Linked DNA regions of Mus musculus: region 1 is linked to region 2. A link is a loop called in an ENCODE intact Hi-C map of the cell type or tissue named here. Cell type or tissue: left cerebral cortex. All regions are shown on one strand. Each heading gives the region's core, and the rest is flanking DNA. Links, peaks and the distances in the headings are about the cores only. Region 1 has its middle 180 kb from the start of Gm13794. Region 2 has its middle 32 kb from the start of Api5.

The links. A loop is a pair of places that touch in the nucleus more often than their neighbours do. Peaks named below come from ENCODE experiments on the same cell type or tissue, not always from the same donor. Only the 100,000 strongest peaks of a DNase experiment are listed, where the experiment ranks them.
Region 1: a loop joins it to region 2, with 4 times the contacts of the local background. A loop is called at or near these places in 2 of 42 quality-filtered maps.

What each region holds. Positions count from the first base shown.
Region 1 is chr2:95,204,105-95,215,784 of GRCm38, reverse strand. No RefSeq gene overlaps it. Among named protein-coding and RNA genes, the nearest start is that of Gm13794, 180 kb to the left of the region's middle. In left cerebral cortex, for the core only: no CTCF peak of the experiment used is centred there; a DNase peak (open chromatin) is centred at 5,158.
Region 2 is chr2:94,464,784-94,476,463 of GRCm38, reverse strand. No RefSeq gene overlaps it. Among named protein-coding and RNA genes, the nearest start is that of Api5, 32 kb to the right of the region's middle. In left cerebral cortex, for the core only: a CTCF peak has its summit at 5,559 (motif pointing left); DNase peaks (open chromatin) are centred at 5,543 and 8,530.

The DNA of each region.
Region 1 (11,680 bases), core at 1,372-9,371, 740 kb before region 2:
AGGGAGGGAGGGAGGGAGGGAGGGAGGGAGGGAGGAAGGAAGAAAAATGTATATCATTGCTTATTTTCAAATACCTTAGAATTTAATAGGAAAGATAATAATACGGATCACTGCAAATAAGCCCCTCCAAGAGCTATGAAATGTAATGAAAATTAAGCAAGAAAGCAACCACCATCACGTTTCATTCCTTTATAACTTTTGCTTTCTTTTTTGATTAATTAATTATTTTATTTACTTACATCCTAAACGCTGCCCTTCTCTTATCCAGGTTCCGTCACAGTTTCTTTTTATTTTCTTTTTTAATTTTTTATTAGATATTTTCTTTATTTACATTTCAAATGTTACCCCCTTTCCTGGTCTCCCCTATGAAAACCCCTATCCCCTCCTCCCTCCCTCTGCTCACCAACAAAAGAGTATATTCTTGTCTAACCCCTGACATTACTGGGGTTGCTTTAAGTTTCTCTCCATTTAGTTTGATGTTGGCTACAGGTTTGCTGTATATTACTTTTACTAAGTTTAGGTATGGGCCTTGAATTCCTGATCTTTCCAAGACTTTTAACAAGAAAGGTTGTTGAATTTTCTCAAATACTTTTTCAGTATCTAATGAAATGATCATGTGTTTTTTTTTCCCTTTGAGTTTGTTGATGTAATGGATTATGATGATAGATTTCTGTATATGGACCAATCCCTGCATCCCTGGGATGAAGCCTACTTGATCATGATGGATGATCATTTTGAATGTGTTCTTCGATTAGGTTTGCAAGAATTTTACTGAGTATTTTTGCATCGATATTCATGAGGGAAATTGTTCTGAAGCTCTCTTTCTTTACTGGGTCTTTGTGTAGTTTTGGTATCAGTGTAATTGTGGCTTCATAGAACGAATCGGATAGTGTTCCTTCTGTTTCTATTTTGTGGAATAGTTTAGAGAGTATTGGTATTAGGTCTTCTTTGAAGGTCTGATATAATTCTACACTAAAACCATCTGATCCTGGGCTTTTTTGGCTGGGAGAATTTTAATGACTGCTTCTATTTCTTTAGGAGTTATGAGACTGTTTAGATGGTTTCTCTGATCCTGATTTAACTTTGGTACCTGGTATCTGCCTAGAAAATTGTCAGTTTCATCCAGATTGTGTTGAGTTTAGGCTTTTGTAATAGGATCTGATTTTTTTTTTTAATTTCCTCAGTTTCTATTGTTATCTCTCCCTTTTCATTTCTGATTTTGTTAATTTGGATACTGTCTCCATTTGGGGATAGGATAGGAGGTTTTCGGAGGGAAAACCAGGAAAGGTGATAACTTTTGAAATGTAAATAAAGAAAATATATCATTTAAAAAAAACAGAAAAGAAACAAAAGAGTAACAAAGGGGACTTTTAGACAAAATGAGCAGGGCATGGACAGACATTGGAAGACCACACAGATAAAGGAGATACAATTCTCTTCCCAGCACTATATTGTCTTTCTTTTTTCTAACAATGCTCTTCTCTAAAGAAGAGAGACTGGAATCAGAAGCCAGAATACCCTAGTAACAGGAGGAAAATCAGTGGTATGGACAAGATTTTTTTTTAAATTTCATTTGTGTTATTGTGAAAAAAATAACCTGACAAAAATCAACTTGGGAACTAAACAATTTACTTGTACTCACAATTCCAGGTTATAATCTATTGTGTGTAGCAGTCAAGGGAGCAGGAACTTTAAGGAGTTGATCCTATCTATAGTCAAGAGCAGAGAGAAATGAACACATGCATGCTTCCTTGCTTGCTTGTGCTCAACTGGACTTCTCAGCTCTTATACAGGTCAGGGCCCTTGCTAGGGAGTGGTGCCACCTAAAATAATCTGAGTCTTCCCACATCAGTTAACCTAATTAAATTAATCCAAAGAGACACTCGTAGGCCAATCCATTGGAGAACATCCTTCATTGAGGATCTTTTTCCTGGTTATTCTCTATTTCATCACGTTGGCAATCAAAGCTGGCCATCACAGCCATCATGTTGAAAGGCAGAGGGAACAGTAATGATCAGAGCAAAATGTACAGTGCAGAACCTGTCTAGTTGAACATTGTTTTCCTGCAAAAATAAGAGTTAAATAATATAATGTTGTAAGGCATTGCGGTGATCCCCCACAAAAGATACTCAGGGCAAGGAGCTTCCTTCCTCTGTGCAGATGGGTTCAGCATAATGTTAGCATGATTGACACAAGAGGGATACTCTTTAAGGACCACCTTCCTCAAGTGCATTTCCAACAGAGATGATTTACTTAGGTCCCATATCACAGGAACACAGCAGTGTGCAGTAGCATTCTCTACTGTCTCCTGTACGACTGCAGGAGTTGGAAGTAGCTGGCATTGAATTTCCTTAAACTTCTAACAATTGTCACACAATAAATTAACCTATCATGGTACTGGTTATTTTATTTACCCACCATAAAAATCTATCCTTTCCAAGATGCTCTTTTGAACTTCCCCCAAACAGCACATCACACTTGGAAAGGTACCATCAGCATCCTCCCACAAAGGACCATATAACTCCTTAATTTGAGGAAGGCTTGGTATTCTTACTGTTGAGGCAATTATGTCAGGAGACTAGATAGGTGTGTCTCTAAATTAAATGATTTGCTAATATTATAAATCCTCATCTTCTCCACAAGATATTCCAGATAGCTGTTATTCAGATTTTTCTGATTAAAAAAAAAAAAAAGTAAAGCTAAAGGACAATTTCCCCAGGTATGCAACAAGGAACATGTAAAAAGCCCACAGGTTTTCAGTTATGATGATGCAAAGATCCAGTTTTCTCCTTTGGGTCTGTGCACTTTGTAAGAAAGTTGACAGGGTCAGGAAATAACAGAGGGCCAGCTTTTTAACTAAACCAAAGCAGCATTTTTAGAGATTCTGAACATTTGGCAAGAGGGGAGAAGAAATAAATTATACAAATGTACTGTGAATAACAACTTTAATATTTAAAAATTCTTCCTACAGGAATTTTACATCTCCCCAGGTCTCAATGGGGAGGCTAATGGGAAAGCTCTGGATCTGATTTACATAGTTCTGTGCTTTGGTCCCCAACATGCACTTCTCTTCTATGGATGTTTCTACTTGCAAAGTAACCATGGAGGGTCTTTTGGGTCACCACCTTAAAATCTTGATCACTGGAATCTGATGCCCAAATATGCTGTACTGAACAATGAACACGGCTTCTGATTGATAGTTGGAAGCAGATACACACACACACACACACACACACACACACACACACACACACACACACACTTTTCTCCTTTAATGTTTGTTTTTATAAAATAGAACTTAAAAGAAGTTGGTGACAGAAATAAGCCATATAAAATACAGAGCTAAGTCAACAGGAAAAAGATGGGAATAAACAAGGTGTTTGCATAAGGTTTTTGACATTGTTTGGAAATAAATTATACATAAAATACAGTAAAGATGAAAGGGTAATAACTGATAAAAGCAAATAAATATTTACTGAGAGTATGCAGTGAATATGCTGCATACACACATACACAAGTGCACACATACACCCATGCACACATAAACAATCTATCGCCCCATATCTTTCCCTCTGTCTCCCTTTACCCTCTTCTTCCCTGTTTCTTCTATCTCCCCCCTCTCTCTTTTAGCAAGTAGTCTGGAAAACAGCACAAAGAATTCTAAATTATTTCTAAGTGCCTACTTAAAGCTGAGGGTAAACATGGGTGTTACCCGGAAGCTGGAATTTGTTTTGAAGACCCCTGAGAATTGACACTCCACCCCTAAAAATTCTCTTCTTCCTTCCCTTTAGTTTCTTCTGGGAAGCATATATGCATGTCTCACTGTTCTCTTCTGAAGTCGCTCCACCAACACTTTTCATACACCACCACCTTTCCCTGAGCCTACCCCAAAGCCCACCCCCATTCAGTGATCTATCTCAAAGCAACCTTCCAGACAATAACAGAACATGACATTGGCCTATAGAACTTCTCCCCAGTAGCACTGACAATGTACCTACCAGATACTGGATGCAGCTAATGTTTGTGCAGGAATGAAAGCTTCACCTGTTCATTTCTTCCCATTGCCAACATGAAGATGCACTGCTGTTCCCATTTGACAGAAGCCAGCATTGCTCCAAAATGAGCCCATCACCTGAAGCTACATTGTTACAGATGCTGAATCCGTATCCAAAGCACACGTTCTTTCCTCTAATCCTTCACAATTATAAAGCAATCCCACTTCACATTGTTCTATCCTCATTTTAAACAAGTATTAGTCACAGAAATTAGTTCCAGATATTAGAAACAGATATTAATTTCCATGTATTTAGAAAACAGAAAGCTAATCCTTAGCAAAATTAAGCAACTTGTCTAAATTCTTACAGCATATGTAGAGGAGGTAACAATTCAAACATGCTTACCAGTAAATCAGTTCTGCATGAAGAAGTTCTTGATTCTTCACATCAGCCTGCTACATGGATCACAAATGGGGTGGATAGAGGTCAGGGTCATGTGACTCTTCTTCAATTTAGAGATGTAACCTTTATCAGGTACTTGGGAAACTGGGGTTAAGTTATGTAGGCCAATGTCATGTTCTGTTATTGTCGGGAAGGTTGCTTTGAGATAGATCACTGAATGGGGGTGGGCTTTGGGGTAGGCTCAGGGAAAGGTGGTGGTGTATGAAAGGTGTTGGTGGAGCGACTTCAGAAGAGAACAGTGAGACACACATATGTGCTTCCCAGAAGAAACTAAAGGGAAGGAAGAAGAGAAGTTTTAGGGGTGGAATGGCAATCCTCAGGGGTCTTCAAAACAAGTCCCAGCTTCAGGGTGATCCTCATATTATGACTGAAGCATAAGTTTTACTTCTTTGCCCTTTTCCCTGTACACATACCCTGAAGTGAAAGAAAATAAATGAACTTTCATATTCATGCTTCACTCAGACATTAATTAAAACCCAGTGCATGGGTGGAAAGCAAAGAAGGACTGTGAACTCACAGGCCCTTCAGCTTGCCCAGGCCCACAGGCAAAACAGCACAAATAAGCAGGGAGCATCTAAGGACACAGTACAGGACAGAGAGGGAGGCAGGAAGTGGGTGTTGGGTGACAGTTTGTATAATAGAAGACCTTAGAGGATCTGGGTGAACTCAATTCTTTATTATTGCCTTGTATTAAAACTGAAGCAGCAAGTTCCTTCATGTGGTTCATTTCAGAAACACTGTAGAAAAACTCACACATGATCTGTGAGTCTAAAATAGAATTCACCACAAGACCAGGACGGGAGAAGTCTATTAGTTCATTGGAAGATAGGCATACCGAATCATGGGCAAGGATGGAAATCGTAAGCTGAGAGCTTTATGAGCCCACCAATCAATTGCGAGCATTGTTATCAGCCTAGGGAACAAGTCCAGCCTGTGATTTATGGCCCATAGGAAACTCTGAAGCAGACAGAGAGGCAGGGAAGAGGCTCTTCTACCACAGTAATAAATTCATGCTCCCAGATTCATTTAAGCCTGCTTTTTAAATTCTCCACCCCTTACCTAATACAATTAAGGCCTGAATTAATTACAAAAGGGGTAAACTAAGAGATGTATTGCTTCACAGGCATGCAAAAGCTAGCTCACTGCCCTACATTAATACTGCTTAACAAATAGATCTCCAGCTCAGGCATAAAAAATTAATCTCTCCTAATTTTCTGGTTCTGGGTGGTCTCCTTCAATAATTCTTATAAAAAAAACTGTCTTTTTACTTCTGTTTCATGATTTTTCTTTGGGTATATCATATCTTAAAGGCTTGAGGAAAGATGCATGCATAAATAGTACTCCAGGGAAAAATTGAATAGGTTTTTTTGTTTTTTGTTTTTGTTTTTCTGGAGATCTTCAATACATCATAATGAAAATACATTTGTGCTTGATTTAAGAAAACACAAGTTCCATAGACTAGATTTTTGTTACTTTAGTAGATTGTAGATAATAGATTATCACAAATACAGGAAACTTAGATTTATTGCAGATATGGTAGTCCTGAAAATAGATTTAAAAAAAAAAAAGGCATGTTGTAAAATCAGAAAAGCTAAAGTCCCATCAGAAGAGGTAAGTTCTCCAGGAAATAAAACCTGATTAGAATAAACATCACCGTAGTCTTGAGTTCCATATGTGAACTTGACTGTCTGGGGTCTTTCTTATAAGTTACTCCAAGTCTGTAAGTTCTTCCCTAGATGTAGTGGGAGAAATGATGTCATTCATTTTATAATATTACTGTATTATTTGATGTTATTTGTGAAAAGTGTTCTAGAAAAAAAAGTACTGACCCAAAACAAAACAAAAATCTCTCCCAACAACTGTGAGCCATTCTAATTATTATTTTGTTGTTATAGTTATTATTTATTTATTTATTCACTTTACATCATGCTCACTGCTCCCCTCCTGGTCCACCCCTTCTACAATCCTTCCCCTATTCTCCCTCCCATTCTCCTTTGAGAGGGTGGGGACCTGTTTGAGTATCCTCCTTCCCTGGCAAGTCAAATCTCTGTGAGACTAGGCACATCCTCTCCCACTGAGGCCAGACAAGGCAACCCAGCTAGAAGAATATATGTACAAGCAACAACTTTTGGTATAGCCCCACTCCAGTTGTTCAGGACACACATGAAGACCAAGCTGCACATCTGCTACATATGAGTGGGGAGGCCTAGATCCAGCCTGTGTATGTTCTTTGGTGGTGAGAGCGCTCTCTGAGAGACCCAAGGTCCAGGTTGGTTGATTCTATTGGTCTTCCTGTGGACACTAATCCAGGGTCATTTCTCAGCCTCAAAGTCTTGGCAAAATGTTTTAAGATTTTGTAACATCCAAGCCTACCACAGTGGTGAAGGAACTGGGTGATTATTTTTTATTTCTGTATATTCTTTGAGAATTTCCTACAAGTATATAACGTATTGTGTTCACATCTACCTATTTATTTTCTTCCTTAACTTCCCCATATACTCATCCCAATTTCGTATTCTTTTTATTCATTGTATACCCCACTCCAAACAGAATTGTGCATATGTGCATGGACGTGAGGCTACTCACTGGTCTATGCACAGCTGGTCTCATCCCTAAAGAAAAATGACAATCCCTCCACCAGTTGCCATCAACTGCCAATAGCTTCTCAGAGGATAAGGATGGGACCTCTTTTGCTTCAAACTCTAAATGATATATTTTTTTTTAAACCACTCCTCCCCGCCACAGTTCATGTTGCATCACAGAAGAGGAGGCAGAGAGAATATTAGAACAAGAGGCTGGAATGAGTGGCTACCTGAACAAGACCTACACAAGATCAAGCCAGTAAAATTTGAACAGATTCTTAAAAAGCAACTATACAGAACTCCATGAGGGTGACATAATATTAACTGAAAAGTAATTGTGAGGAAACTGGTGCAGACAAATTGTCCAGAGTGAATGAATGAAAGTTTCTATTATTGCATAGTAGACTACCACAAAGTTCAGAACAACTTTAAGTAACACTTTTTTTTTCAATTTTTTTCCATTTTTTATTAGGTATTTAGCTCATTTACATTTCCAGTGCTATACCAAAAGTCCCCCATACCCACCCACCCCCACTCCCCTACACACCCACTCCCCCCTTTTGGCCCTGGCGTTCCCCTGTACTGGGGCATACAAAGTTTGCATTTCCAGTGGGCCTCTCTGTCCAGTGATGGCCGACTAGGCCATCTTTTGATACATATGCAGCTAGAGTCAAGAGCTCCGGGGTACTGGTTAGTTCATAATGTTGTTCCACCTATAGGGTTGCAGATCCCTTTAGCTCCTTGGCTACTTTCTCTAGCTCCTCCATTGGGAGCCCTGTGATCCATCTATTAGCTGGCTGTGAGCATCCACTTCTGTGTTTGCTAGGCCCCGGAATAGTCTCACAAGAGATAGCCTCATCTGGGTCCTTTCGATGAAATCTTGCTAGGGTATGCAATGGTGTCAGCGTTTGGATGCTGATTATGGGGTGGATCCCTGGATATGGCAGTCTCTACATGGTCCATCCTTTCATCTCAGCTCCAAACTTTGTCTCTGTAACTCCTTCCATGGGTGTTTTGTTCCCAATTCTAAGGAGGGGCATAGTGTCCACACTTCAGTCTTCATTCTTCTTGAGTTTCATGTGTTTAGAAAATTGTACCTTATATCTTGGGAATCCTAGGTTTGGGGCTAATATCCACTTATCAGTGAGTACATATTGTGTGAGTTCCTTTGTGAATGTGTTACCTCACTCAGGATGATGCCCTCCAGGTCCATCCATTTGGCTAGGAATTTCATAAATTCATTCTTTTTAATAGCTGAGTAGTACTCCATTGTGTAGATGTACCACATTTTCTGTATCCATTCCTCTGTTGAGGGGCATCTGGGTTCTTTCCAGCTTCTGGCTATTATAAATAAGGCTTCTATGAACATAGTGGAGCATGTGTCCTTCTTACCAGTTGGGGCATCTTCTGGATATATGCCCAGGAGAGGTATTGCTGGATCCTTCAGTAGTAGTTCTGATGATGGTGAGTGGTCTTGATTTCTGTTAGTAGGATTCTTATGTTTGCCTTTCGCCATCTGGTAGTCTCTGAAGCTAGCTGTTATAGTTGTCTCTGTTAAGAGCTTGTTCTTCAGGTGACTCTGTTAGCCTCTATAAGCAGACCTGGGAGGGTAGCACTCTCCTTAGTTTCAGTGGGTAGAGTATTCTCTGCAGGCAAGCTCTCTTCTTGCAGGGAAGGTACCCAGATATCTGGTGTTCGAACCGGACTCCTGGCAGAAGTTGTGTTTCACTCACTAGAGGTCTTAGGATCCCGTGGGGAATCCTGTGTGGGCCCTTGCGCGAGTCAGGCAACTCCGCTGGCAAGGAAGCCCGGGGCTCGAGTGGAGCAGAAGGGGCTTTTGCCCCGGGTCAGGCCCGGGTAGTCTGCTTCCCTATGTACCGCAGTCTCAGGTTCCGCGCGATTGGATTGGGGCCAGCGCTGTGTTCCACTCACCAGAGGTCTTAGGATCCCGTGGGGAATCCTGTGTGGGCCCTTGCGGGTGTCAGGCAACTCCGCTGGCAAGGAAGCCCGGGGCTCGAGTCAAGTAACACTTTTTATTATATCACATGTTAAATGTTTTGAGTCCGAGAGTACCAAAGCATTCATAATTTTAAGGATATCTCCATATGTTGAGAAAGCTATATTCTTACCCAAAACCTCTACTGGAATGGACTCTACTTTTACAGTGATTCATGATTTTTGCAATATTTATTTCCCTGTAGACAAAAGGCAGGCTCTGGTTTCTTTTTATCCTTTGATGAGGATGGCCATCAATGTTGGATACTACCTGCAATTGTTAGAATCCATGTGGGCTTTTCTAGCATGCTCACTTCGTCAAACATCTAGGATGAATGTGCTGAGATGGAATCTTATCAATATAACATAAGCATAGAAGCGGTTTTAAAATAGACTGTGACAGTTACTATTAATTGTCCACTTACAGGATCTAAAATCACCAAGGAGATAAACCTCTGATCATGTCTTATAGGAAGTTTCTAGAGTGAGTAAACTTATATGTAAAGACAGCCTAAATATAGGATCCATCATTTCATGGGCAGTTGTCCTGGACTGCATAAAGAAGAGACCATGAACTGAGCCCCAGAGTGGTGTGTCTGTGCTTCCTATGTGTGAATGCCATTCGAGCAGCTGCAGCACACTCCTGCACCCTGAGCTGGGATCAGTCTCCCCTTCATTTTATCAGGTTATTATTAGGTTTATTATTTGTCACATCGAGAAAGTAAGAAATATAGAGACCTTTGTCATTGTATATTGGTTGTAAAAGTTACAGAAGCCACTTGTACCTGAAGAGGTAAGATAATTCAATAGTGTGTGTATCAAACACTAACTCCAGTTTGTGACTAGTGATAGATGTGATCGCATGTGTCACAAGCAGGATATTCAATCTACACAAGGCCCTGGTCATACATGGCAAACTTACCCCAACTATACCTTCTATGTATCACAAAGAATCAAGCCTATTTATGTTCTTGGATTGAAACCCACTTTAAACTTTCAGAGAACTAATCTTCTCTCTCCTAGAATGTCTCGTTTTTTAAATGATAAGGCTTCCTGTTCTTGATATCTGTATGGTAATAAGACTCAACATTCAAACAAAATTTTGAGTGGCTGGCTCTTTCTGTATAGTATCTGTAACTGTATAGCTTCGCGAAACAGCATCATGACAGAGTGTCTCAGTCAGACCACCAAGGAATAGTGGTAATAAGAGCAAGGTCTTTAATGCCTTTTAGGTCACTTGAATTCATTGAAAGTATATTCAAATATTTAAATTGAACCCCCCTCTTTTATTAATCATTCCATTCATTTACATCTCAAATGATACCCCACTTCCTGGTTACCCTTCCACAAACCCCCGTCCCACATCTGTCCTCTTCTCCCTCCTCTTTGCCTCTATGAGGGGGCTTCCCCACCCATCCACCCTCTCCCATCGCACTGCTCCAGCATCCCCATGCGTTGGGGCATCAAACCTCCACAAGACCAAGGGATTCCCCTCCCATTGATGTCAGACAAGGCCATCCTCTGTTACATATATATCTGGAGCCATGAATTCCTCACTGTACACTCCTTGGTTGGTGGTCTAGTCCCAAGAAGCACTGGGTGGTCAAGCCAGCTGATGTTATTCTTTTAATGGGGTTGCAGTCCCCCTCAGCTCCTCCAGTCCTTCTGCCAGCTCCCCACTGGGGTTCCTCAGCTCAGTCTGATGGTTGGCTCCAAGCATCCACATCTGCATAGGTCACAGTCACTGGCCGAACTTTCCAAGGAACAGCCAACCAGGTTCCTGTCAGCAAGCCCCTCTTGGATAACGATGTCTGGGTGTGGTGTCTGCAGACATGATGGATCCCCAGGAGGGACAATCCCAGGATAAGCCTCCCTTCAGTCTCTGCTCCATTTTTTGTTCCTGTTCTTCCTTTGTACAGGGACATTTCTGGGTTAAAAACTTTGAGATGGGTTGGTGATCCCATCCCTGGACCAGGGGCTGTTCCTATTTACTGGAGGTGGGCTCTACAAGTTTTATCTCCCCTTCTCTGCCCATTTAGGCTAAAGTCATCCCTGTTGGGTCCTGGAAGCCTCTCATTTCCCTGGCATCTGGGACCCTCCAGTGGCTTTTTAATCTTTAATCTCATATATATATATATATATATATATATATATATATATATATATATGCCCAACACATACCCTGCCAGGCCTCTCCATTCCTTGGGTCCTCAAGTCTCTCGAGGATTAGGTGAGTGTTCTCTCACTGAGGCCAGACCAGGCAGTCCTCTGCTGTGTATGTGTTGGGGGCCTTGGACCAGCTAGTGTATGCTGCCTGGTTGGTGGCTTAGTGTCTGAGAGATCTCAGGGATCCAGGTTAGTTGAGATTGCTGGTCTTCCTATGGGGTCTTCCCATGAGGTCGCCCTCCTCCATGAAGGTTCCCTGGCTTCTGTCCATTGGTTGGGTGTAAGTATCTGCTTCTGTCTCAGTCAGCTGCTTGTTAGACCATTCAGAGGGCAGCCATGCTAGGCTCCTGTCTGTGAGTACATCACAGCATCAGTAATAGTGTCAGACCTTGGAGCCTCCCCCTTGAGATGGGTCCCAGTCTGGGCTGGTCACTGGATCTTTCCCTCAGTCTCTTCTCCATTTTTGTCTCTGTAGTTCTT
Region 2 (11,680 bases), core at 1,748-9,747:
CCCAGTTCACTCTCCTTCATTTTAGAACTGTATAGGAGTGAACACCAGTAACCACACGACAGAGTCAATACCAGGCTGCTTTGAGACTTCCCCTGCCAAACCAATTAATCCCAAACTCTTTAATGTATCCTCAGGAAGACTTTCTGAATAAAGGCAGAAAGCAGACATATTCTTTACCAAAACATCACAAAAACAGTCTCTAGCCTACATACTAACACCTGTCTCCTCCGAACCTCTTGAGTCAGGTCCCCACAATTCAAGTCACCCTCAGCACCACTGTCTTCCATGCCCCTACTAAGATGGTGCATTAAGCCCCACTTAAAACATTCAACTGCTTTTCTAATACAAAGTTCCAAAGTCCATATTCCAAACAGAAGTATGATCAGGCAAGCCTATCCAGTAATACCCCACCCCTGGTATCAACTTCTGTCTTAGCGTTTTATGTGAAGAGACAGCATGACCATGAAAACTCTTATAAAGAAAAACATCTAATTGGGGTTGACTTGGAGTTTCTGAGGTTTGGTCCATTAGCATCATGGTGGGGAGCATAGCAGCATGCAGGCAGACATGGTCCTGGAGAAGGAGCTAGGAGTTCAACATCTGGATCTGAAGGCAGCAGACAGCAAACTGACTTGAACTTCTAAAACCTAACATTCTATCCCCTAGTGACACAATTCCTCCAGCAAAGCCACACCTACTTCAATAAGGCCATATGTCCTAACAGTGCCACTTCCTATGGACCAAGCATTCAAGCATATGAATCTATTGGGGCCATTGATATTCAAACTGCCACAGCATAGCTGTAGACTTCAAGGTCCACCCCAGTTACTCCCATAAAGCTCCATTTACTAAAGATTTTACTAACTACCAGCTGAGGACCAAATCTCCAAGCACAGAAACCTGGGAAGATGCGGAAACAGTTCACATTCAAGCCACAACAGCAATGAAAATTAGTTTACTTTAGTTTAGATCATCACTACTCCAGAATAAAGAATGAGTCATATCTTCCACAAATTGGCATCATGTACACATTTTTTCCACATTAGGGTTTATGCTAACTATTTTTCAACCACCAAAGCACACAAGAATAATGCAAGAAGCCAGGCAGTGATGGTGCATGCCTTTAATCCCAGCACTTGGGAGGCAGAGGCAGGTGGATTTCTGAGTTTGAGGTCAGCCTGGTCTACAGAGTGAGTTCCAGGACAGCCAGGGCTACACAGAGAAACCTTGTCTCAAAAAAACAGAAAAAAAAGGAATAATGCAAGAGAGGGATGTGTTTTATCTCTAATTTGCAGAGGGCTCAGTCTACAGCCATTGGCCTCACTGATTCTGCCTATAGAGAGGCAGAGCATCAGGGCTTGAGTGTGGCAGAGGCTTCTCAGTCCATGCAGAAAGAAGAAGGGAAAGAGAGAGGTGAAGGGAGAAAAGTAGGAGGTTCTTGGACAACATCAGGCCCTCCCTCAGGCATAGCCCTGTGACTCTCATGTAGGCCTCATCTCCTAAGATTCTATGAAAATTGTTCTATGAAATTCACCCAAAAATTGTTATCATACTCCATACACAACTGTGGGGATCTCGTACTGAAACCATAACAGGTATTCCTCGTCTCATGCTTAACTTTCTCAGTGAGAGTAAATAGATTTATTTCAGATGCTCCTTAAGGGTCCCTCAGTGTCCCCGGAGGCCGCCTCCTTCAAGCATCTGATATGTCAATCATTATCTCAGGCCTCCTCATCCCTGTCTCCTCCTGCAGCTCCCAGCTTCCGTTTCAAAACTCTGCAGGCCTCCAGTGTCTGCTGACCTCAATCCTATTCTTCTTTTGTCTTTAAAAAAAAAAAAAAAAAAAAAAAAAACAGTCCCACTTTGTCTTGAATTTGCATTGAATAGTAAGATTTTCACCCTTCATGAATCTTTAAAAGCCTAACACTCACCTTCAAAGATAAAAGATACAGGACTGACCAGAGAAGGATGTATAACGAGAATTGTTGTAATTGGTAAGTGGGTGTTTTCATTTACAAAGCTTTTCCTACAAAATTTGACAGCCCTCCCCTCAAATTTTCTTTTTATGAATCCAGTGTCTACCACAGGTTGCTATCAAGTGTTGATTTCAAAATACCCAGTTCTAATCAATGGTTGGGCTCCTGGGAAGGGGAAGGGAGTGGGGCTGTTTTAGAAGCTTAATTAATGAAGTCTTCCCTAGCACCATTATAAATAAACCAGGATAAATGACACAGCCCTACCCCTCTCTCGGCATCTGAGATGAACAAGAGTGTCACATGCCTTAATCTGAGTGTAGGCTCAAAAATGCAAATTTTGTAATGAATCAGAATTTGAGTGGCATCAGCTTGAATGAGCTAGAAGCTGAGACCTGTCTAGCAGAAGCAATGATGGCGTCTTCCCGGGAACTTGCCTGGGGCTTGAAGAGTTGTCGATGGGAACAGAGGAACAGAAGCATAAGTAACTAACGGCTGCTTCAGGTGGCAGGTAGAAAGGGAAAGATCTGAGGGAATCTTAGGCCTGGCTGGACAGGAGGAACTCAAGGAGTTCAAAGGTCGGTTCCTCTTGCTGGGAAGGGCTAAGGAAACCTGCTATGAAAGACATTATTTACCAGTGAAAATCAATGTTTCGTGGTTTGAGTCTTTATACAGAATTCAGTTGCACAAAGAACTGGGAGAGTTACTTTGCGTCACCTTCCACCCCAAGGTAACTGTAGTTCCTATAGTTCAAGTAAGCCTCAACCACTGCATGACTACAGGAAGTGACCTTGTTTCCCTGCCTTATTGATCTTTATTAACAATGACCACAAAGAGTCCCTCTCTATGTCACAAGTTTTGAGGCTTGATCTAAGAACCATATACATATACACACACACACAAACACACACACACACACACACACACACACACACACACACACCTTGCTAAGTGGCCATTGATGGAGAAAGGAGAGAATATGAATGAGGCTAAGGTAGAGCCTGACAAACTGGGGTCAGACAGGGTGGAGATGTTTGACTGAGACAGCAGTAGTTTCTCAACCCAGATCTGCTATAAAACGTACATGGTTTCCCACACAAACAACTAAGAGTGCATCACTAAGAACCCGGATGTGTAAAAGAAGCAAAAGAAAGCAGGGTGATCACAGAAGGGAGAGGGACGTTCCTGCCCTATCAGAGGTAACCAGTGATGATGAAGGCTGGGTTCCTAAGGTCGATCCTAGATGACCCCCAGAGACCACTGATGTGTCTGGGAAAACCTTTGTCATTATTGACAGTAGAGGGCAGATGCTAGGAACACTGAAACAGATCGGCAGTACCAAACGATGGGGAGGCAAAGTCCTGGATGAGTGGACATGTCAACAACAGCACTGATCTGAACCTTCACCCTGGGCCTTCTCTATGGTCAGGTGCTGGAGATGCAGAATCAGAGGGCAGGAACTCAGATGTAAGCTGCTGATTGATGCTGGACTTCCAGGAAAGAACTCTGAGGACGGGAGGACGGGGGATAGTGCTTAGCAAGAACTCAGCCTCAGGTACAGGTGGGCATTCGCCTGCACACTGGGAAGGGGGAAGCAGCCTGTTGTTTTCTCTTACAAGGTGACGCCCAGTGGCCATGGTGACAGATATGAGCTCTAAACTATGAGTGAGCCAGAAGGTCAAGGGATCAGAGACCAAACAGCTTCTACTACAAAAACAAAAGAGCAAACAAACAAACACCTGTTTATAGACATCAGGACAATCCACCCAGGTGTAGCATGTGCCTGTAATCTCAGCACTTGAGAAGCAGAGGCAGGGGAGACACGAGTTCAAGGCCAGCCTGGTCTACAACAGCCTAGTAATGTGAGCTCCAGGGAGCAGCTAAAGAACATTACAAAGTCTCATGTCAAAATCTCAAGTCAAAATCTCATGTCAAAATATCATGTCTGATAATCCTATCCTATATCCAAAAGGCAGTATAGAGGTTAGATACATGGATGGAGAACCCGCGTGCCAGGGTTCAAACCCTGGCTCTGTCGTCTAGTAACTCAGGGCAGTGTTTTTCTGATTTTGACATGAGATTTTTGACATGAGAACAAGAGAGAGAGAGAGAGAGAGAGAGAGAGAGAGAGAGAGAGAGAGGCATAATCACACAGAGGCAGACATACACAAGAAAATATATGCTGAAATCCTAACCAGCCACTTCTAAGAATGTACTGACATGTGAAAATCAGTCATAATTAGCACATTTAGATGAGGTCATCGTGGAGTATGGCGATCCCTTAACCAATGTGACTAGTGACAGTATAATAAGACAGGACATGAGAGGACACCCAGTATGAAGACAGGGGCTGTGGCTGGGAACTGCTATTTAAGCTCTCAGGATGGGGGTCATAATTCGAGGACAATCATTCCTCAACTTCTCTGTGGCCCTAACCAGCTGGCTCGATGACTCTGCTCCTCAGCGTCTTCATGGTTTAGATTTACTTATTCTATGTTTGACTCGTGCATGTGCAGCATATGCACGCTTGATGTCCGAGGAAGTCAGAAGGGTTCGACAACCCCTGGAGATGGAGATGCAGATGGTCATGAGCCACCTTGTAGATGCTCAGGAACAAACCCAGGTCCTCCGGGGTTGGGGAGGGGCAAACCCTTCTAAACCAGTGGGTCATCTCTCCGGCTTCAGTTCCTCATTGGTGAAATGGGAGCAATGTCGTGTCGCCATCCACAGGGTTATAGAAACGAATACATTTCATAGCTACTAGAGGACCTGGTACACACTAAATAAGTGTTGGCTGGTGTTTCCGTTAATCTGATCGCTGTGGCCAGAGAAGACCTGAGCTCACTTCTCACCTCCTATCTCACATACTTGTATACCTCCAAGTCCCGATTCTTCAGCTTCAGCTACCCGCGGTGTGAGCTAAAGGATTGTAAGACAGGTAACCAACCGACAGAGTGACAATTCTGATGACACACACGACACCAGTGCTAATTTAACCTCCATTGACTTTGAGAGTTAAATACCAATTGGTGTGAAGCGCTTGCCTCCTTGAGGCCAAAGAACAGTTACCAAGCTTTAATGACAACGGCAGGCCCCTGTGGAGACAGTTGATGGTGCAGATTCTGACTCATCTGGTCCAGGTCTGGTTTTAAGAGGCTCACAATACTCACTCACGTTGTAGGTTCACTCTTTATAGAAGCATGCAGGTAACACCAGAGCTACCCCGCCATGATGTGCTTCACTTCTCAGCCATTAGAGCCGTGTCCCCTCTGAGGATTAGAAAGGATGTATCCTTCCTTGTTTGGGATTGGGGAGGAGGTTTTTATTATAAATATAAATTCTGTTTCTCAGTTTGTGCCCTGGGGACAAACATCAGCGGTGGGGATGGAGGAAGTCCCTCGAGGGATGGTAACGGATGCCTATTTGTGCCCTGGGGGTTCTTAGTGCTGTCTCAAAGAGTCCCCCCTCAGTCTGCATAGCTTAAATGGTTCCCAGTGGCCCAGTCCACAACACAGCCAGCTCCAGAAGAATAAGTGGCTGGTAGAGAGCAACGGTGGAGACTTGTCGCCACCTAGCGGCGTATGAGAGAAAAGCATAGGGATGGCCACAGTAAAACAGCCCATTGACTCCTGCTCTTAAATCTGAGAGGAAACAGCCACGGCGTGTGGAACTGCAAAGAACGAAAGACTGTTCACTCTATATTCTGGTCTCACAATTCACCTCTGGAGGATAAATCATCTAATTTGTCCCCTACTTCACTATCATCTTTGGCAGAAGCTATGGTGCTGGCTTAATGTACACAGTGATGTTTCTTTATCCGCACTTGATTCTTGTCACCATATCTTAGGTGTGGGAAACTGAAGCTTACAAAACTTAAAGAATTTAAGATCATCCAGGTAGTAGATTGAGGCCTGGATGGATCCCTGGATCTATTTGCTTCCAAGGTCTGGACTTGTTGTTGAGGGTCCTCCCCGTGTGTGCAGGTGGACGATGGTGCATCTGTGTGTACATCATGTAGAACCCAGACGTCAAAGGCAGGTAAATTCCTCAGTTTCTCTCTCCCTGCCGTGTTTCTGAGACAAGATCGCTCAGTGAACCCAGATCACACTGATTGCCTAGAGCGGCAAGCCTGTGAGCTCTGGAGAGCAGTCCTGGTCGGCTCTACCCCACTTCCGGTACTGGGGTTACACACACAATCCCAACTCAGAGCCTCGAGCTTGAACGGCAAGGACTTCCCAACCAAGCCATTTCAGCGCATCCCTTGACTTTTGTTTATTGTTTTTTGTTGTTTGGTTGGTTGGTTTTTTTTGAGACATCTCACTATATAGCCCAAGCTAACCTTGAATTCGAGTCGGTCCTCTTACCTAGGGATCCTGAGTGCTGGATCCTATATGCCATCACACCCAGCTGGAAAGCCTGGACTTCAGCAGTATTCTAAAAGCAAGTGTAGACCTGACCATTACCCCTGGTTTTTGGGAAACTACAGTCTCTAGAGTGGGGAGTCAGCCCTTCTATCCCCTTCTCTCCCATACCCCACCCCCCACCCCGGCCAATGCCGGTCATCTCTGAAGCAACATCAACCTTGATTTTGGGAGCCACCTCAGTGTTAACTCGATGTTAAACAGCAAGATGAAGAAGCGGTTCTTCCTCTTTATGGATTGCACTGCCTTCCGGTCAGGGCTGCCTTCCTGTCTCGCCTGTGGTAACAAAATGCCATGAACGAGGTATAAATGGAAAGTAGTCATCTCTCATTCTGGGGATAGTTAGTCCGAATCTGGGAGCCAGACTCTATGGGATTCTAACCCTGCCTTCCCTCATTGCCCGCTAGCCTGTGATTATGAGTGGGTTACCCGACCTCTCCAAGTCACATCTTTCATGAAAAGAAGAGCAGCGACCAACGCGTGGGAAGATTATGACGTCTTAGAGTTAGAGCAAAATTTGGTACATAGTTAATGCTTTTAAAATGTTACCAAAGATCATATGACTCCAAGCTCTTGGGAAGGATTAAATGATGTAATCCTTTTATTCCCCGTGTCTCACCATGGGCTCAGTAAATCAAATGTTTATTATCATTATTGACGTCACTATGCATCCATGCTAGGCTTGCGGCAGACGGGGTGGAAAGAGCCAGAATCCTTCAAAGTGGCATCTGAGTTCACACCTAGTGACCTAAGTGGAGGCTCCGAGCTCCCCAGGGCAACGTCTGTATCCTCCCTCCTCCCTCAGGAGCATCAGGACCCTCCATCTCCCAGTCCCAGAGGTCTCTCCTTCTCCCAGAATCTACTTTGAGGAAAATGACTCTGTCTTTACAGATTCCCCAACCTTTGGGCCCTTCCTCTTTAAAGACTTGATTCTAATCACTACAAGAAAAATAAAATATGGATTCTGCAGATAAAAGCACTTATCTTCACGCTAGATGATTTGAGTTCTATCCCTGAGTTCCATGTGGTAGCAACTCCAGAAAGTTGTACCTCTGACCTGCTCACATGTGACCTGGAAGGCACGTGTGTGCGTACACGAGCACACACACACTCAGAGAGAGAGAGAGAGAGAGAGAGAGAGGGAGAGAGAGAAAGAGAGAGAGAGAGAGAGAGAGAGAGAGAGAGAGAGAGAGAGAGAGAGAGAGAGAGAGGGAGAGGGAGAGGGAGAGGGAGAGGGAGAGGGAGAGGGAGAGGGAGAGAGAGAGAGAACTTGGGACGTGGCTGAAGTAGTAGTGCTGTATCCCAGAGTATTTTTAGCCCTGTTGTTCTGGCTTCACTGCTTCTGGAAATGATTCTCTGTTTGATGCTGTCTTCCTCTCTTTCTCCCCTGAAACGCTAGGAACTGACTGAATCTGGCTGTCCCGGACCCCGTGCCTCCTTACAAAGACATAGGGCCTCTTGCGCAGGCACACAGACTTGCATGAAGAACTGACATCATCCACTCAGCCCTAAGAGTGAACAATGTCAAGGCTGAGAGAGGGGAGGGGAAAGCTGTGTAAGCCAGACTCACAACAACATGACAAGATTGAAGACATAGCTGTGCCAGGCTCTGGGGCTCAAGCTTTGGTGTCCCTGAGCTCTGGCATGGAAGCAAACAGCCACTCCATTTGAATTTAAAGGACTTAAATGAAAGCTGAGCCTGTCGCACTGGCTACATTTCAAGTACTTGACACCTACATGTGAGTCTTGGCCATCACACTGGACAAGACAGATAAAGAGCATTTCTACCCTGGCAAAACCTTCTTTGGTGGGCATAGGTCTAGACAGACAGAGGTGTTGGGCAAGCCTACAAACAAGCTGATTAACTTCTCTCAGTACCTTCAGACATGATTCCCTCAATCTTCAGGGTCCTGGACCCACTCTGCAAAAGCCTTGGCTGGCCTTGCATTACATGAGTGAAGAGGAGAGAGGGGAAGAGAAATGTGGTTTCTCAAGGGCTGCTCCGTGCCTGGACTCTGGACTTACACCAGCACTACAGGGTTGAAACCACCTCTCTCTGTATTCTGCCAGCCAAAGGAGCAGATGCCCAGAGAAACTGAGCTGGAGAGAGGCTTAGCTGAAGTTACACTGAGCCAGGACGGGGTGGAGCCAAATTTGAGTCTGGAGCTGACCCAAAACCTGGGCTTTCTCCAACAGGCTAAGCTCACTGAGAGCTCTCATCTGTGAAGCAGAAGGTACTCACGGAGAATCTTAGACTAAGTCCAGAACTTTCAGGCCCCACTAAAGCTAAGTGGGTCAACATGGGCACTTTTGGTCCTGTCTCAGGAGATGCGCTATGAAAGTACACATCTGTAGTTACTGGCTGTTAACGTGGTGGTAATCTGAATCCTCCATCCCTCGATCTTCTCACTTTTAAAATGGGTAAGAATTGTAGAACTTATCTCATAGGGTCTTAGACGTATTAAATGAAGGCTTTATAAACCCCTTAGCACAAGGCTTTGCATGTAACAAGTGGTCAACCATCTCCCTTATGAAGTTGGCCTAGTCAGTTTTCTATAATTGGCTGAGTAATTTATAAACTGTGGTGCTGTGGTTAATTCGATGGGTTTTACAATCACCATGGATATGTATCTCTGGGGTGTCTCTGAGAGGGTTTCTAGAGCAAAGATAGATCCACCCTGGCTATGGGGCGGGGGGCGGGGGGAGGGCTACCAGTAACATGAGCTAGGTGAGGTTCTGCACTCCACAGAGAAGAGAAAGCTAACTGAGCACCGAACTCATCTCTCTCTGCTGCGAGACCACCTCACGATGCCCCCACCAGATCTCCCACTGTGAGGCACAGTTCCCTCTGGGAGCTTACTCTCCTGGTACTCTGAGAAAATACTCTCACAAAACCAACTTAAGGGGGAGTGGCTTCATTTGGGCTCACAGTTTGAGAGTAGCCCTTCACTACAGAGGCGTCCTAGTGGCAGAAGCCTGAGGTAGCCAGTCACAGTTCAGAACTGGAGAGTGATGGACGCCCACACGCCTTCCAGGGCTCAGGAGCAAGGAAAGGTGCCACAAAAGTTCAGGGTGCATCTTCCTAGCTAAGTTAAGCCAATCAGGATAACTCCTCACGGGTGCCATTAACCATCGCACCCCTCCTCTCCCTCCTCTCCCTCCTCTCCGCCCTCCCTCTCTTTCTTCCTTAACTTGCTTTTGCCATGCGTTTTATGACGTCAATAAGAAAGGTTATTAGTACAAGCAGTTTGCTTCTGCCATGGGTCTGGAGGCAAGCAAGCACAAGAGTGCACAGTTCTGGCATCTGGCCAGGGCTTTCTCTCTGGGTCTTAGCATAGCAAGAAGGTGGCTGACACCAAAGCCCATTTATGTAGCCAAGCATCCACAGGATATGTACTGATCCCTTTGCCAATTCCGATGAGTGCCATGGTCCATTCGTGAAGACAAAGACCTCGCAACCCAATCGCCAGCCAGAGGTCTCACACTCAATTCTGCTTAGCATATGCCTTTGTGGGTTAAGTTTCCAAAATATGAAAGTCTAAAGACATACTCAAGCCACAGAAATAATGACAAAGGAGATGGTCAAAGGCAGAGTTTTAAAACCCCAAAGTCAGGGACTAGAAAAATGGCTCAACAATTAATAGCACTTGCTGCTCTTCCAGAGGACCTGAGTTCAGTTCCTAACACCCACACGGTGGCTCACAACCATCTGTAAATACAGGTCTGACATTCATCAGCACCAGACATTCAAGTGGTGCACAGACACGCATGCAGGCTAAAACATCTACAAACATAAAATAAAATAAATCTAAAATAAAATATTTAATTAAAAAAAAATCCAAATAACCAGGCTGAAATCCTGATTCAAATCCGCTAACTTAGCTTTGTTAATCCTTAACCTTTTTGTAAATTAAACAAACAAGAATCTACCTTAAAGGACTTCGGAAAAGACTAAATGAGATAATCTACGTAAAGTGGTTAATGTAGAAATTTCCTAAGCACATAGTGACTTCTCAATAACGAATGGTATTCGTAACAGTGTTATTACAGAGACGACCGACCAGACCCTCAAAAGTAGACGGTGAGCGCCATCTAGTGTCTGACAAGAACAGTGCATCACACAAACAAAGGAACCAGATTTTATTTTTTTTTTTTTAATATTTTTTTTTAAGATTTTTTTTATTTATTTATTATATGTAAGTACACTGTAGCTGTCTTCAGACACTCCAGAAGAGGGAGTCAGATCTCATTACGGGTAAATTTCCTATTGCCAAGAAGACTCTCTAATCCTGGCCCAGCAGCCTTTAGAGGCTGACCCACGAGAAAAAGAAAAAGGAAAGGGGGGGGGGGTGGTGACAGAGAAGCGCCTTTCTAAACACCTGGCTGCATCCTGAGTGAAACGTGGAAGTCGGACAGGGGCCAGGCGTGGGATCATTCCAGTCTTCAAGCCCTGGAGGTGCTTAAGGATAGGGGTAACCCAGCTAGGAAACAGAAAGCTCCAACCAAACTGCCTTTGGCTCACCACGCCATGGCCTTTCTCATCGCTCCCACTGCGCAGTTTTCCTCTTTTCTGCAAAGCTGCATGGTACCTAAGAAGGAGGCTCTCACAGGAGATGAAGCTTCGAGATCCAGCTCTGCCCACCTAAACTTCACCTACCCCAGCCAAGCTCCTCATCCAGCGTCTCATCCTCAGCGCCCCAGGGGCTAGGTCAGGAACAGTAGCTGTGTGGTCTAGCCACTCTGAGCTCAGGGCCCAAGGGCTAGCCTTACTTTCTAACCTTCTGGTTTCTCTCCAATGTGCCATTCTAATGATTTGGGAATAAAGGACTGGAGTGCATTTGGTCATCTTAGTTCCAGGAAAACAAGCTGAAATCCAACTCAGGGTGACCTAGGAAATGTAAATCTTCTCCAATGAGGGACCACCAACTCACCTCAGAGTAAGGCGTTCACCAATCAGAGCTAACTTAAAGGGTTGGGGCTTTTGTAAGAGATCCATACTGGGTGTCTCCCTCTATTCCTATCCAGATTTTTTTTAGGCAACCTGACATGTGTCGGCTAAACTGGCTGGCCATCAAGTCCTTAGGATCCACCTGCCTCACAGCCTAGGTAGACTACAGAGCAGCTCATGGCCATCCTGAGTGACTTACATAGAGCAACCCTATCTAAAGGAACTTTTTAAACGATACATTAGGAAAGTTTTTAAAATACATTAGGAGATTCTACTGAAATTACTAGCAAGCAGTTAATAACTATAATCACCAAAATGTAGTGTATGTTCAATGCATG